Linked DNA regions of Homo sapiens: region 2 is linked to region 1. Evidence: chromatin contacts called from ENCODE POLR2A ChIA-PET data. All regions are on one chromosome and are shown on one strand. Each heading gives the region's core, a stretch centred on a gene start or an enhancer-like site at or near the end of the contact. The rest is flanking DNA. Distances are from core to core; before and after follow the strand shown.

What was found. ChIA-PET counts read pairs that join two places held with the same protein, here RNA polymerase II (POLR2A).
Region 2: POLR2A ChIA-PET joins it to region 1 with 22 read pairs in PC-3. The contact joins the enhancer-like site here to the promoter of KCTD7 in region 1. POLR2A ChIA-PET finds 5 or more read pairs at or near these places in 2 of 52 experiments (PC-3 and T-cell).

The regions. Positions count from the first base shown.
Region 1 is chr7:66,624,566-66,631,262 of GRCh38, reverse strand. It overlaps KCTD7 (potassium channel tetramerization domain containing 7), which reads right to left and starts at 2,382. Exons shown (of 4, transcript NM_153033.5): 1 at 2,055-2,382. The coding sequence starts at 2,198. RefSeq lists silencers at 2,022-2,591, 3,602-3,801.
Region 2 is chr7:67,034,709-67,041,190 of GRCh38, reverse strand. All of the region lies in intron 7 of TYW1 (tRNA-yW synthesizing protein 1 homolog), which reads right to left. Among named protein-coding and RNA genes, the nearest start is that of TYW1, 41 kb to the right of the region's middle. Within about 2 kb of position 4,255, at least 6 of the 41 ENCODE cell types and tissues checked have a DNase peak (open chromatin) inside an H3K27ac peak, as active enhancers do.

The DNA.
Region 1 (6,697 bases), core at 1,133-3,632:
CTGCTTATCTACACAGTACCTTTCCCAGCTTTCAAATCCTTTGTGAAATAAAATAGGGTACAAATACATTAAATAAAGCTGACCCAGGGCCTTGTGCAGCGCCTGGCTCAAATAAAGACCCAAAATTCACCGAATGAATGAAAGAAATAGACAGGTAGTTACACTTCCGTGTGTGTATGCACTGTTACTCTTCTGCACCCACAGGACATGAAAATGCCTTGCGCTTATTCTGTAGGTCCTCTAAAACCATTTTATGTGTATATCAAGGGCTCAGATATCATTTTGGAATAATAATACTTAACATTTCTGGAGCTCTTTAAACCTTTTCTAAAGATACTTCATACCAATCCAAGTGCTTGCTCCATATTAGAGATGAGAGGATTGAAGCAGAGAGGACAAAAGCCATCGGAAACAGTTTTGGAGCTCACATGGGGCAATGTCATCAGTGGGGGGAACTGGTGGTGGGGCCCTGGTCTGCAATCTGTGGTCTTGTGCTCTTTCCCTCAAACCATATCATTTTCCCAATGACAGTGCACAAAAAAATAGCACCACTGTGACTAATGACTTTTTTCCAATTGCAGAGATTACTTCTAGATTTTTGCTCATTTTCCCATGGCATTGTGTGTATGGGGCTTGCAATCCCAGCACAACACTATCTGCTTCCCAAGAGCATCACCTAGCCCAGCCTGTTGAGGGCCTCAATTGTTGAGGGCCTCCATTGTCCTGGGACTCCGCATACCACATGCTCCTGGATCTGGCACTACCTTAGTCCCTGCCTCCTAGAAGCCATCTTCGGTGTCCAGTAATGCTTCACCTTCCCTCCTCTTTATTTTTTATTTGTAGAGATGGAGTCTGTGTTGCCCAAGCTGGTCCCAGACTCCTGGCCTCAAACCATCCTCCTGCCTTGACCTCCCAAAGTGCTGGGATTACAAGTGTAAGCCACCACACCTGGCATCGTTTCCCTTCTCTTGCTTTTTTTGTTTTTGTTTGTTTGTAGGTACGGTCTTACTCTATCACACCCAGGCTGGAGTACAGTGGCACAATTACAGCTCACTGCAGCCTCAACCTCCAGGGCTCAAGCAATCCTCCCAACTCACCTTCCTGAGCACCTGGGACTACAGGCACACACCACCAAGCCTGGCTAATTTTCATTTTTGTAGAGGCAGGGTCTCACTGTTGCCCTGACTAGTCTCTAACTGCTGGGATCAAGCAATCCTCCCACCTCAGCATCCCAAACTGCTGAGATTACAGATGTGAGCCACCATGCCTGGTATCTTCTCCCGTCTCTTGAGTGTCATTTCAGGTGTTGACATGATAGTATCACACACATTAAGTAAGACCCGTGGAAGCCCCTGTGCACCAGAGCACAGCAGCCTGTGAGTGAAAGCCATGGGATGCCAGGTGACCGTGCCTACATCTATGAACTGGCCTGCCCCTTATGTGCAGACAGCTCCTTGCCTTGTTCCTTAGGTAGCTGGAGACTAGGTGTGGGCAACCACTACAGCATCCTGTTGGATTCTCTAGAAGACATCTTTTTCTTTTCTTTTTTTTATTCATCCAACCCAAAATGCCTTTGTTTTTCCAGTCGTAGTAGGGACGGGGCCTCGCTATGTTGCCCAGGCTGGCCTCCAACTCCTGCCCTCAAGCGATCCTCCCTCCCAATGTGTTGGGATTACAGGCTCGAGCTACGGTGCCTGGTCAGACACACCATCAGCTCTCGGGGCTCCAGGGTCCCCCTCCCACGGCCCACCCTCCCTCCTGTCTTCGGTAAAAGTGGGACATGGCGATGGGAGTAAATCACCCCAGTGACTACTGGGCGGAGGGTGTAGGGGGTGGGGAAGCACACCTAGTGGGTGTAATTGACAGGGGTTGAAGGTGGGTGGGTAGGGGTGCAGGTGGGCGGGGGAGTTGCAGGTGGGCGGGGGAGGGGCGCAAGTCCGCGGGCCCCGCCCCCAACCCCGGCCCCGCCCACCCGCCGAGGACCGCTATGCCCCGCGCCCGCTTCTCCCCCGCGCCCCTCCCCACGCCCCGCGGCCCGCCGCCCGCCCGGGTACCTCCTGTGGCAGCAGGGGCAGCGCGTGCCCCGCCTGCGTGGCCGTCGGCGTGGCCGGCTCCAGAAAGTCGTCTTCGGCGTCAGAGCTGGACATGGCACCGTCCTGACGACGGCTGTCTGGCTCCCGCCCCGTGACTACCACCATCCCTCTGGCTCTGGGCAGTGGGCGCGGCTTCGGGCGGGCGGAGGCGGCGGCCCCGGGCACTCCCTACCGCCGAGCAGCGCCTGGCATGACGCGGCCGGCTGCGGGCTGGCCGGAGGGGGGCGAGAGGCAGTGCGCAGGCGGGAGGGCGGTGGCTCCCTCAACGCCGACCCGCTCGCGCCCAGCTGGGGCCTGACCCGACCGCCTCCCGCTACTGGCCGACGCCGCGCTGGTTCCGCCCTGATTGGCAGGAAGCTCGCCCAGTCGAAGAGCAGGCAGCGCCAGCGGCCGGCGCCTGAGTGGTCCCTGGGTTGGGGGGGGGGGGGGGGGGCGGCCTGCGAGCCTGCCGTGCACTGATTGGTCCTCTGGCCAGCGGGCGCGCCCTCTCCGAGAGACCCGGCGGTGGTGCGCCGCTACGCTCTCATAACTGGGCGTCGGAGTCTGCCGTGAAGAGGGTTCTCACCCGCGTCAGGGTAGACGCCTTATCCCTTCACACAGGGGGTCACGACTTACTCGTGTGTCTGGCCCCAGAGCAGCGGGTCCTTGTCTCCTCAATGGAAGGCCTGAGCAGCCTTTCCTGGAGGATGTGGCGGGAGGAGGGCTGAGGTGGCTGCGGACACGCCACCGCGGCTGGCCCCGCCCCGAGCCGCAGGGCACCGCCCGGGTGTCCAGTTCTTCCTCACTCGCTCGCGCAGAAATCCGAACGAGAAAACCCAAAATAGGAGCGCTTGAGTTCAATGAATAATGACAGTGACTCCCCACCGTGACCGTTTTTCCACCGGGACACACAGATGGAGACAGGCCCTTCCCCAAGATGCTCCCGGCTCCCTGGGAGGCGGAGTCCAGCCCTAGAGGCTCTATCAGCGCAGGGAGTCTCCTGGGGGTCAAGGTTCTTAGCCCGTTCAAGCCATTTTCTCCTTTCTTTAAAAGACAAAGTCTCACTCTGTTACCCAGGCTGAAGTGCAGTGGCGCAATCATAGCTCATTGCAACCCCTGGGCTCAAGCAATCCTCCCGCCCCAGCCTCCCGAGTAGCTGGGACCACAGACGCGCACCACCACACTCAGCTGATTTTTTAAAATTTTGGCCGGGCGCAGTGGCTCACGCCTGTAATCCTGGCTCTTTGGTAAGCGATGCGGGTGGATCACCTGAGGTCAGGAAGTTGAGACCAGCCTGGCCAACATGGTGAAACCTCATCTCTACTAAAAATACAAAATTAGCCAGGCATGGTGGCACACCTGCAATCCCAGCTACTAGGGAGGCTGAGGCAGGAGAATCGCTTGAACCCAGGAGATGGAGATTGCAGTGAGGCGAGATCACGGCCACTATACTCCAACCTGGGCAACAAGAGCGAAACTCCGTCTCAAAAAAGAAAAAAAAATTTTTTTTTTTTTTTTTTTTTAAGAAATGGGGTCTTGTCATGTTGCCCAGGCTGGTCTCAAACTCCTTGCCTCAAGCTGTCCTCCCTCGTCAGCCTCCCAAAGTGCTGGGATCGCAGGCGTGTGCAACCATGCTTCTCCTTTTCAAACCGTTTTCACACCCAGTTCCTCATCTCATTCTCACAGTGTAGTGACAGAAAAGAAAACTGAGTCGTAGATTAGACAGCTCCAGGATGGCAAAGATGAGCTGGTGGCATAGCACTTCCTCTGTTAGACCATCGCACTCCCAGCTGCAGGAGTGTCCTAGGTCTGTGTTTTCTCCAACTTCAGTTGCATCAAAATCCCTGGAGGGAGACCTTGTTTAAACACAGATGAAAAGGAATGAAATCACGTCATCTGCAGCAACGTGGATGGACGTCATTATGTTAAGTGAAATAAGCCAGGCACAGAAAGACATAAATATTGCATGTTCTTATCTGTGGCAGCTAAAACAAATCGATCTCATAAATTTAGAGAGTAGAAAGAAACCAGAGGCTGGGAACGGTTGGGTGAGAAATGAAGAGATTTAGGTTAATGAAGGACATACAGTTAGATAAAAAGGTTTATGTTCTATGGTTCAAAAGCAGAGTAGTGACTATAATTAACAACAATGGATTGTATATTTCAAAATAGCTGGAAGACACTTTGGGAAGCCAAGGCGGGAGGATACCTTGAGCCCAGGAGGTCAAGACCAGCCTGGACAACGTAGTTAGACCCTGCCTCTACAAAAAATAAAATATATATATAGCTGAGTGTGGTGGCTCACATCTGTAGTCCCAGCTACTAGGAGGGTAAAGCAAGGAGGATCATGCGAGCCAGGGAGGTCGAAGCTGCAGTGAGCTGTGATTGCACCACTGCATTCCAGTGCCTAGGTGACAGAGACTCTGTTTCAACAACAACAATAACAAAAATCTAGAAGAGAGGACTTGAATTGTTTCCAACACATGAGTAAATTCCCAAAGTGATGGATACCACTAATGCTCTGACTTAATCATTACACATCCTATGCACGTAACAAAATATCACAGATATCCCATACATATGTAAAATATTATGTATCCATAAAAAGTTAAAATAAAAAAATAAACAGAGCCCCAGTCCCACCCTCAGAGAATCTGAGTTGATCAGTCTTGGGTGAAGCACTTGGTAATTTGCATTCCTAACAAATCCCAGGATAATTATGATGCTGCTGGTCCATGAACCACACTTTGAGTAACACTGCCCTAAAGGAGGCCCCTTGAGGCCCTCTCTTGTCTTCCATTATACTCTAGTCTTTCTCAAAAATACCTGTAACAAAATTTCCTCTTTCAATCCTTATGCCAATTGGGATGTTTCAGCTGTACCAAGAAACTGCAACCAAAAGTAGTTTAAGCAGTCAGGGAATTTTATTTTATTTTTATCTTATTTATTTATTTATTTTGAGACAGAGTCTCTGTCGCCCAGGCTGGAGGGCAGTGGCGCAATCTCGGCTCACTGCAACCTTCACCTCCTGGGTTCACGCCATTCTCCTGCCTCAGCCTCCCGAGTAGCTGGGACTACAGGCGCCCGCCTCCACGCCCGGCTAATTTTTTGTATTTTTTTTAGTAGAGACGGGGTTTCACCGTGTTAGCCAGGATGGTCTTGATCTCCTGACCTCAGGTGATCTGCCCGTATCGGCCTCCCAGAGTGCTGGGATTACAGGCATGAGCCACCACGCCTGGCCTACACAGCAACTTTTATTGAAGCAGCAATGTACAGCAGCAGCAGAGATACTGCACCTTGCAGAGCAGGGCTACCCCATAAGCAGTGTGCCCAGCGTAGCAGCTCAGAGGCAGTTCTGCACTTATATTTATACCAACTTTTAATTATATGCAAATTGAGGGGCAGTTTACATAGCAATTTCTAGGATGAGGTTGGTAACTTGAGGGTCAGGTCATTGGGTCACTGCTGTGGAAAGGGGCAGTGTTGCTATGGCAATGGTAAACTGACCATGCACACTTGTGTGTGTATCTTATGGAAAGCTGCTTCCACCCCAGACCTGTTTTAGCTAGTCTTCAATTTGTTGTGGTGTCTGAGTTCCACCTCCAGAGTCCAGTCCTACCTCCTTTCTCACTCCTTTGTTTTTTTGTTGTTGTTTGTTTTTATTTTTTGAGATGGGGTCTCACTCTATTGCCCAGGCTGGAGTGTGGTGGTGTGATCTTGGCTAACTGCAACTCCACCCCCTGAGTTCAAGTGATCCTCCATCCTCAGCCTCCCAAGTAGCTGGACCACCAATGTGTGCCACTATGCCTGGCTACATTTTTGTAGTTTTGGAAGAGATGGGGTTTCACCATGTTGTCCAGGCTGGTCTTGAACTCTTGACCTCTGGTGATCCGCCCTCCTCGGCCTCCCAAAGTTCTGGGATTACGGGCATGAGCCACCTCACCTAGCCCTACTTCACTTCACTCCTTTGAATTTCACAACCCTCTTCTGGCTCTCCTCTGATCTCCATCTCATTTCTATCTTTTTTGCAGATCCCATTCTCCCCTCTCATCAATTTTTTTTTTTTTTTTTTTGAGGCAGGGTCTCACTGTCACCCAGGCTAGAGTGCAGTGGCGTGAACTCAGCTCACTGCAACCTCTGCCTGCTGGGCTCAAGGAATCCTCCCACCTCAGCCCCCAGGTAGCTGGGAGTACAGGTCACCTGTACTCAGGTGACCTCAGGTGATCCACCTACCTAGGCCTCCCAAAGTGCTGGGATTACAGGTGTGAGCCACTGTGCCTGGCCAAAAAACACTTTTTAAGGATGAAAGAGCAAGTGAAGGCCAAACTTCTAACTCCACCCTCTCAACTGATATTTCTCCCTTCATTCCTCTTGGCTAAGGGACAAATAATTGAAAGAATTGAAGGAACTAGCCAAGCGTGGTGGCTCACACCTGTATTCCCAGCACTTTGGGAGGCTGAGGCAGGTGGATCACCTGAGGTCAGGAGTTTGAGACCAGCCTGGCCAACATGGTGAAACCCTATCTCTACTAAAATACAAAAATTAGCCAGGCGTGGTGGCAGGCACCTGTAATCCTAGCTACTCAGGAGGCTGGGGCATGAGAATCAGTTGAACCCAGGAAGCAG
Region 2 (6,482 bases), core at 3,006-5,505, 410 kb before region 1:
TGCTGTAACCTAACAATCATGAAAAATGAAAACTGGTAGCTTATTTTGTGTCATACCAAAATTGGGAAAAAACACGTATTTTTCCCAAAGACCTGATGATTTTATGAGAGATTTTTATGAGAAATCTGAAATATCATAAACCAGCTGCTTAAAGCTCATAAAGCCCAAAATCATTTCATTTCAAAAAAATAATGTACATGGATGTCTGAAATCTTCATTAGTGTTTTCTCCAGTGCCCTCTAATGGCCATAAGATGAAAAAGCAAAGAAAATTACATACCCACAAATTATCCCAAACTCTTCACCCACTATAAACAAAGTTTTTAAATTCTTTTTCTTTTTTTTTTTGAGATAGGGTCTCACTCTGTCACCCAGGCTGGAGTGCAGTGGCGTGATCTCGGCTCACTACAACCTCCGCCTCCTGGGATCAAGCAATCCTCCCACCTCAGCCTCCCAGTAGCTGGGATTATAGGCACGCACCATCACCCCCAGCTAATTTTTGTATTTTTCGTAGAGATAGGGTTTCGTCATGTTGCCCAGGCTGGTCTCAAACTCCTGAGCTCAAGCGATCCACTTGTCTAGGCTTCCCAAAGAGCTAGGATTACAGGCATGAGCCACTGCGCCCTGCTAAACAAAGCTTTTAAATAAAGCTTAACCTGGTAGAAAATACAAAAATCTCTCAATCAGCTATCACATGCATCATTTTCAGACAATTTCACCAATGAAAATTACTCAGATTTTTAATTAAGAGTCATAACATTACACATTCACGTTGACCCAGTATATCAATATGGGGAATGTGTAAATGTAGGAAAACATTCATACATTTTTCAAAAGTAAGAAAGGTCTCAGACCAGTGTTAATTATAAGAGCAGAAAACTTGAAAGCACATCAAATGACCAACTCTAAGAAAATGTATAAGCAAATTTTAAATGTTTAAGCAAGGCCAGGCCCGGTGGCTATCCTAGCACTTTGGGAGGCCAAGGCGGGCGGATCACTTGAGGTCAGGAGTTCAAAATTACCCTGGCCAACACGGTAAAAACCCCATCTCTACAAAAAATACAAAAATTAGGCAGGCATGGTGGCACATGCCTGTAATCCTAGCTACTCGGGAGGCTGGGATGGGAGAACTGCTTGAACCCAGGAGGCGGAGGCTGCAGTGAGCCAAGATTGCACCACTGCACTCCAGCCTAGGTGACACAGTGAGACTCCATCTCAAAAAAAAAAAATAGACCAGGCATGGTGGCTCATGCTTGTAATCCCAGGACTTTGGGAGGCCAAGGCAGGTGGATCACAAGGTCAATGGATCAAGACCATCCTGGCCAACACGGTGAAACCCCGTCTATACTAAAAATACAAAAATTAGCTGGGCGTGGTGGCACGTACCTGTAGTCCCAGCTACTCAGGAGGCTGAGGCAGAACAATCACTTGAAAGAGGGAGTAGAGGCTGCAGTGAGCCGAGATCGCGCCACTGCACCCCAGCCTGATGACAGAGTGAGACTCTGTCTCAAAAAAAAAAAAGTAATTAAAAAAATAATAAAATGCTCATTTCAATGTCTGTCGGGCTTTTCAAGATTATAAAGCACTTTCATATACAACAACTCTATGTTCCTCAGGAAAGGAGATTAAAGCTAGGGAAGGTTAAACTGTACCTTTAGATCACCAAGTTACAATCTGGCTGGACCAGACCTTGTACCCATATTCCATCTACTTGTCATTCTTTTTTTTTTTTTTGAGACGGAGTCTCACACTGTCACCCAGGCTGGAGTGCAGTGGCGGGATCTCGGCTCACTGCAAGCTCCACCTCCTGGGTTCATGCCACTCTTCTGCCTCAGCCTCCCGAGTAGCTGGGACTACAGGTGCCTGCCACCACACCTGGCTAATATTTTTGTATTTTTTAGTAGAGATGGGGTTTCATTGTGTTAGCCAGGATGGTCTTGATCTCCTGACCTCATGATCTGCCCGTCTCAGCCTCCCAAAGGACTGGGATTACAGGAGTGAGCCACTGCACCCGGCCTACTTGTCATTCTTAATAGCTCCTCTTCCCGGGCTTCAAAATACAAAAGCTACTAAAAATGACAAAGACCACATGGCCACATGGAAGTACAAGTTGAGTAGCTTTAGCTGAAATGCTTAGGGGATCAGAAGTTTTTCAGATTTCACAATTTTTTTTAGATTTTCAAATACTTGCATTTTGCTTAACAGTTGAGCATCCCAAATCTTCAAAGCCAAAATCCGAACTGCTCCAATGAGTATTTCCTTTGTTTTGTTTGTTTTGTTTTGCTTTTGAGATGGAGTCTTGCTGTGTTGCCCAGGCTGGAGTGCAGTGGCACAATCTTGGCTCACTGCAACCTCTGCTTCTGGGGTTCAAGCGATTCTCCTGTCTCAACCTCCCGAGTAGCTGGGACTACAGGCATGCGCCACCATACCCGGCTAATTTTTATATTTTTAGTAGAGACGGGGTTTCGCCATGTTGGCCAGGTTGGTTTCGAACTCCTGACCTCAGGTGATCTGCCTGCCTCAGCCTCCCAAAGTGCTGGGATTACAGGTGTGAGCCATCATGCCTGGCCACATGTTTGTATTTTGGAGACAAGGTTTTACTCTGTTGTCCAGGCTGGAGTGCAGTGGTGCGATCATAGCTCACTGCAGCCTTGACCTCCCAGGCTCAAACAATCCTCCCACCTCAGCCTCCCAAGTAGCTGGGACCACAGGTACCAGCCACCATGCCCAGCTAACTTTTTATGTTTTGTAGAGACAAGGGTCTCACTATGTTGCCCAGGCTGGTCTCAAACTCCAGGGGTCAAGAGATCCACCCACCTCAGCCTCCCAAAGTTCTGGGATTACAGGAATGAGCCACCAAGCCCGGCCTGGTGTGGACGTGAATTTATTTTGAGACAGTCTCACTCTGTCACCCAGGCTGGAGTGCAGTGGCGTAATCTAGGCTCACTGCAACCCCTGCCTCCCAAGTTCAGGCAATTCTCCTGTCTCAGCCTCCTGAGTAGTTGGGACTACATGCATCTGCCACCACGCCAGGCTAATTTTTATATTTTTTTAGTAGAGACAGGGTTTCACCATGTTAGCCAGGCTGGTCTCGAACTCCTGACCTCAGGTGATCTGCCCGCCTCGGCCTCCCAAAGTACTGGGATGATAGGCATGAGCCACCAAGCTCGGCCCGAGCATTTCCTTTGAATGTCATATCAGGACTCAAAAAGTTTCATATTTTGAAGCATTTTGGATTTCAGACTTTTGGATTAAGGACACATGACATGTATTAGGAAGTAAGTAACAAAATGCTAAAACAAGAGAAAGATGCTAATTTTAAATTTAGAAAATAACTATAATGTTAGAGTATTATATTCATCACAGTATTTTTTAAATTTTTTTTATTAATAGAGACAGTGTTGCTATGTTGCCGAGGCTGGTCTCAAATTCCCGGGCTCAAGCAATCCTCCCACCTCAGGCTCCCAAAGTGCTGGGATTACAGGCAGAGTCGCCGCACCCAGCCTGGGATATTTTTTTATGATAAGCTTTACAAAAGAAACCAAATAATCCAATATAAAAATAGATGAAACACAGTGTACAATAAAGAATAAGATGTCTAGCCTTTGTCCCCAGCTCCTGGAAAATTAACCTCTAAATCCTTGAACATTCTCAAGTGATAGGATTATCTTTTTTTTTTTTTTTTTTGAGACGGAGTTTCGCTCTTGTTGCCCAGGCTGGAGTGCAATGGTGCAATCTTGGCTCACTGCAACCTCCGCCTTCTGGGTTCAAGGGATTCTCCTGCCTTAGTCTCCCAAGTAGCTGGGATTACAGGCATGCACCACCACGCCTGGCTAATTCTTTTTTTTATTTAGTAGAAATGGGGTTTCACCATGGTGGTCAGGCTGGTCTCCTGACGTCAGGTGATCCACCTGCCTCGGCCTCCCAAAATGCTGGGATGACAGGTGTGAGCCACTGCGCCCGGCTAGGAGTATCTTTGTTACTCATGGTGAGCCCTTCAGACTACATCTGATATTTTATGCTAATTAGGTGTCTCATGGCGGACCCCTAGGGCAATGTGGTATCAGCCCAAAATTCAGGAGGAAGAGGGGGTGCTCAAGACTGAGCCTTACCACAGAGGCAATCAATTAATCAATCATGCCTAGCTAATGAAGGCTCAATAAAAACTGGGCCAGGCACAGTGGCTGACGTCTGTCACCAGCTGCTGGTCTGCCCCACTGGGTCTGGCAGCCCTCCCAGGATGGGCCCACACCCTCCTCCCTCCAGTCCCTGCCCAGCAGCTGCACTTGATCCCTCTGTAGTCTCTTTGCTTCTGGCTGGTAAATGATGTCAACCTGCTGCCTTGGCTGCCAGACCCTGTACACAACTCAGCTTCTGTTGTGTGACCAGTTCATGGTTTATTCTCTATTTGTCTCTCATGTCTTCCTTTTCCGCTGAAGAATCCTGTCTTCTCTTTGGCCATCTCAAATTGAAATCCTAAACTATTCCTGCAGAACTGCCTGGCTGGCACCCACAAGCAATACCTCTTGTTCCAGCACGACCAAGGGAGCCAGCCTCCAGTGAGTGACTCCAGCAAGTGCGGTCACCTCTCCCTTGAGGGTCTGGGAGCCTGGCCCCAGCAAGGGGCCCTCCTGACCTCTGGCTCTAGTGAAGCTGAATGTCCTCACTTTATGGGTCACACTCTTTCCATTTCTGTAAAGAATCTTGGCACACCTGGGGCTTACCAGTGGCCCAGGTAATTTTTGTTTCATGGACTATGGACTGTTTCAAAGGGATCTGATCCTTTTGAATTGTGCACAGCCCTAGATATAATCTCTTTTGATAAAAGGGTCTTTGCTTCTGATTAGAGGAGCGCTATGGAACGTCTGTAAACATGTTTTTATAATCCCATGTATAATTGGTATGCACTCACATAATACCAGTCCCCAGCAGCCACTCTTCTCTGTATAGGGCCATAATAGGATTCCGAAGAAACCTTGGGGAGGGAGGGGGAGTTGGAACAAATGTCTATTCCCTGGAGCCCAGTCTGGTGCTCAGACTTTTAGACTCATTATAAGTTGCCACTGCCAACATGACACCAAAGTGTGTGAGTTGTCGATGCAGCGCGACAGCATTAAAGACTGATGCTAAACCTCAAAAAAAAAAAAAAAAGGAAATATCAAAACCATTCTGATCTGAGGACAATGGGAGCCTTGGACTTAAGAACAATAGAACCGGCCGGGCACAGTGGCTCACGCCTGTAATCCCAGCACTTTGGGAGGCCAAGGTGGGCGGATCATAAGATCAGCAAATCGGGACCATCCTGGCTAACACGGTGAAACCTCGTCTCTACTAAAAACACAAAAAATTAGCTGGGCATGGTGGCATGCACCTGTAGTCCCAGCTACTCGGGAGGCTAAAGCAGGAGAATCGCTTGAACCTGGAAGGTAGAGGTTGCAGTCAGCGAGATGGCGCCACTGTACTCTGGCCTGGGCAACAGAGGAAGACTCCATCTCAAACAAACAAACAAAAAGAACAATGGAACTTCCCAGGCATTGCCTTGTGCATGTCTTCCCTTAGCTGATTTTCTGTATCCTTTCCTCACAATGAACTATACCCTTGAGTATAAAAGCTTTCAGGGAGCTCTGTGCGTTTTTCTAGCAAATTATCAACCTGAGGATGGTCTAAGGACCGCAACAAATCTGTAGCTGGTGTCAAAAGTGGGAGCAGTCTTGGAGACTGTGGTCTCAGACCTTGCAGTTTGTCTAATTTCAGGCAGACAGAAAGAAATGATTCAGGCCAGGCGCAGTGGCTCACGCTTGTAATCCCAACACTTTGGGAGACCGAGGCGGGTGATCATTTGAGGCCAGGAGTTTGAGACCAACCTGGCCAACATGGTGAAACCCCATCTCTATAAAAAATACAAATTAGTTGTGCATGGTGGCATGCACCTGTAATCCCAGCTACTTGGGAGGATGAGGCAGGAGAATCACTTAAAACTGGGAGGCGGAAGTTGCAGTGAGCCAAGATCACACTACTACACTCCAGCCTGGGCAACAGAGCAAGACTCCATCTCAAAAAAAAAAAAGAAAGAAATGTTTCACATGAAAAGAAAAAAGAAAGAAAAAATGCAAATGAACAATAAACACAAAATGCATCCAATCTCACTCAAAATTTTAAAAATGCAAATTAACACAAAGCTACTATTTTTCAGATTGACAAGATTTGAAAGATTGATAACATCTCAGATGTAGAGAACAGGTACTCTCATTTCTCTTCTACAATGGAAACAGATGGGAAACTCTTTGCAACTTTCACAAGGCGATTTGGAAATATCAAAACTACAAACTCCCTTTGACGCCGGAATTTCAATTTTAGGAATTTATTCTTCGGATAAGTTTATATCAGCCACAAAAAATATGAGCAAGAGTATCCATTACAAAAATGAGAAAACACCTGAATGTTAATGAACAAGAGCCAAATAAATTGTGGGACATCATTACG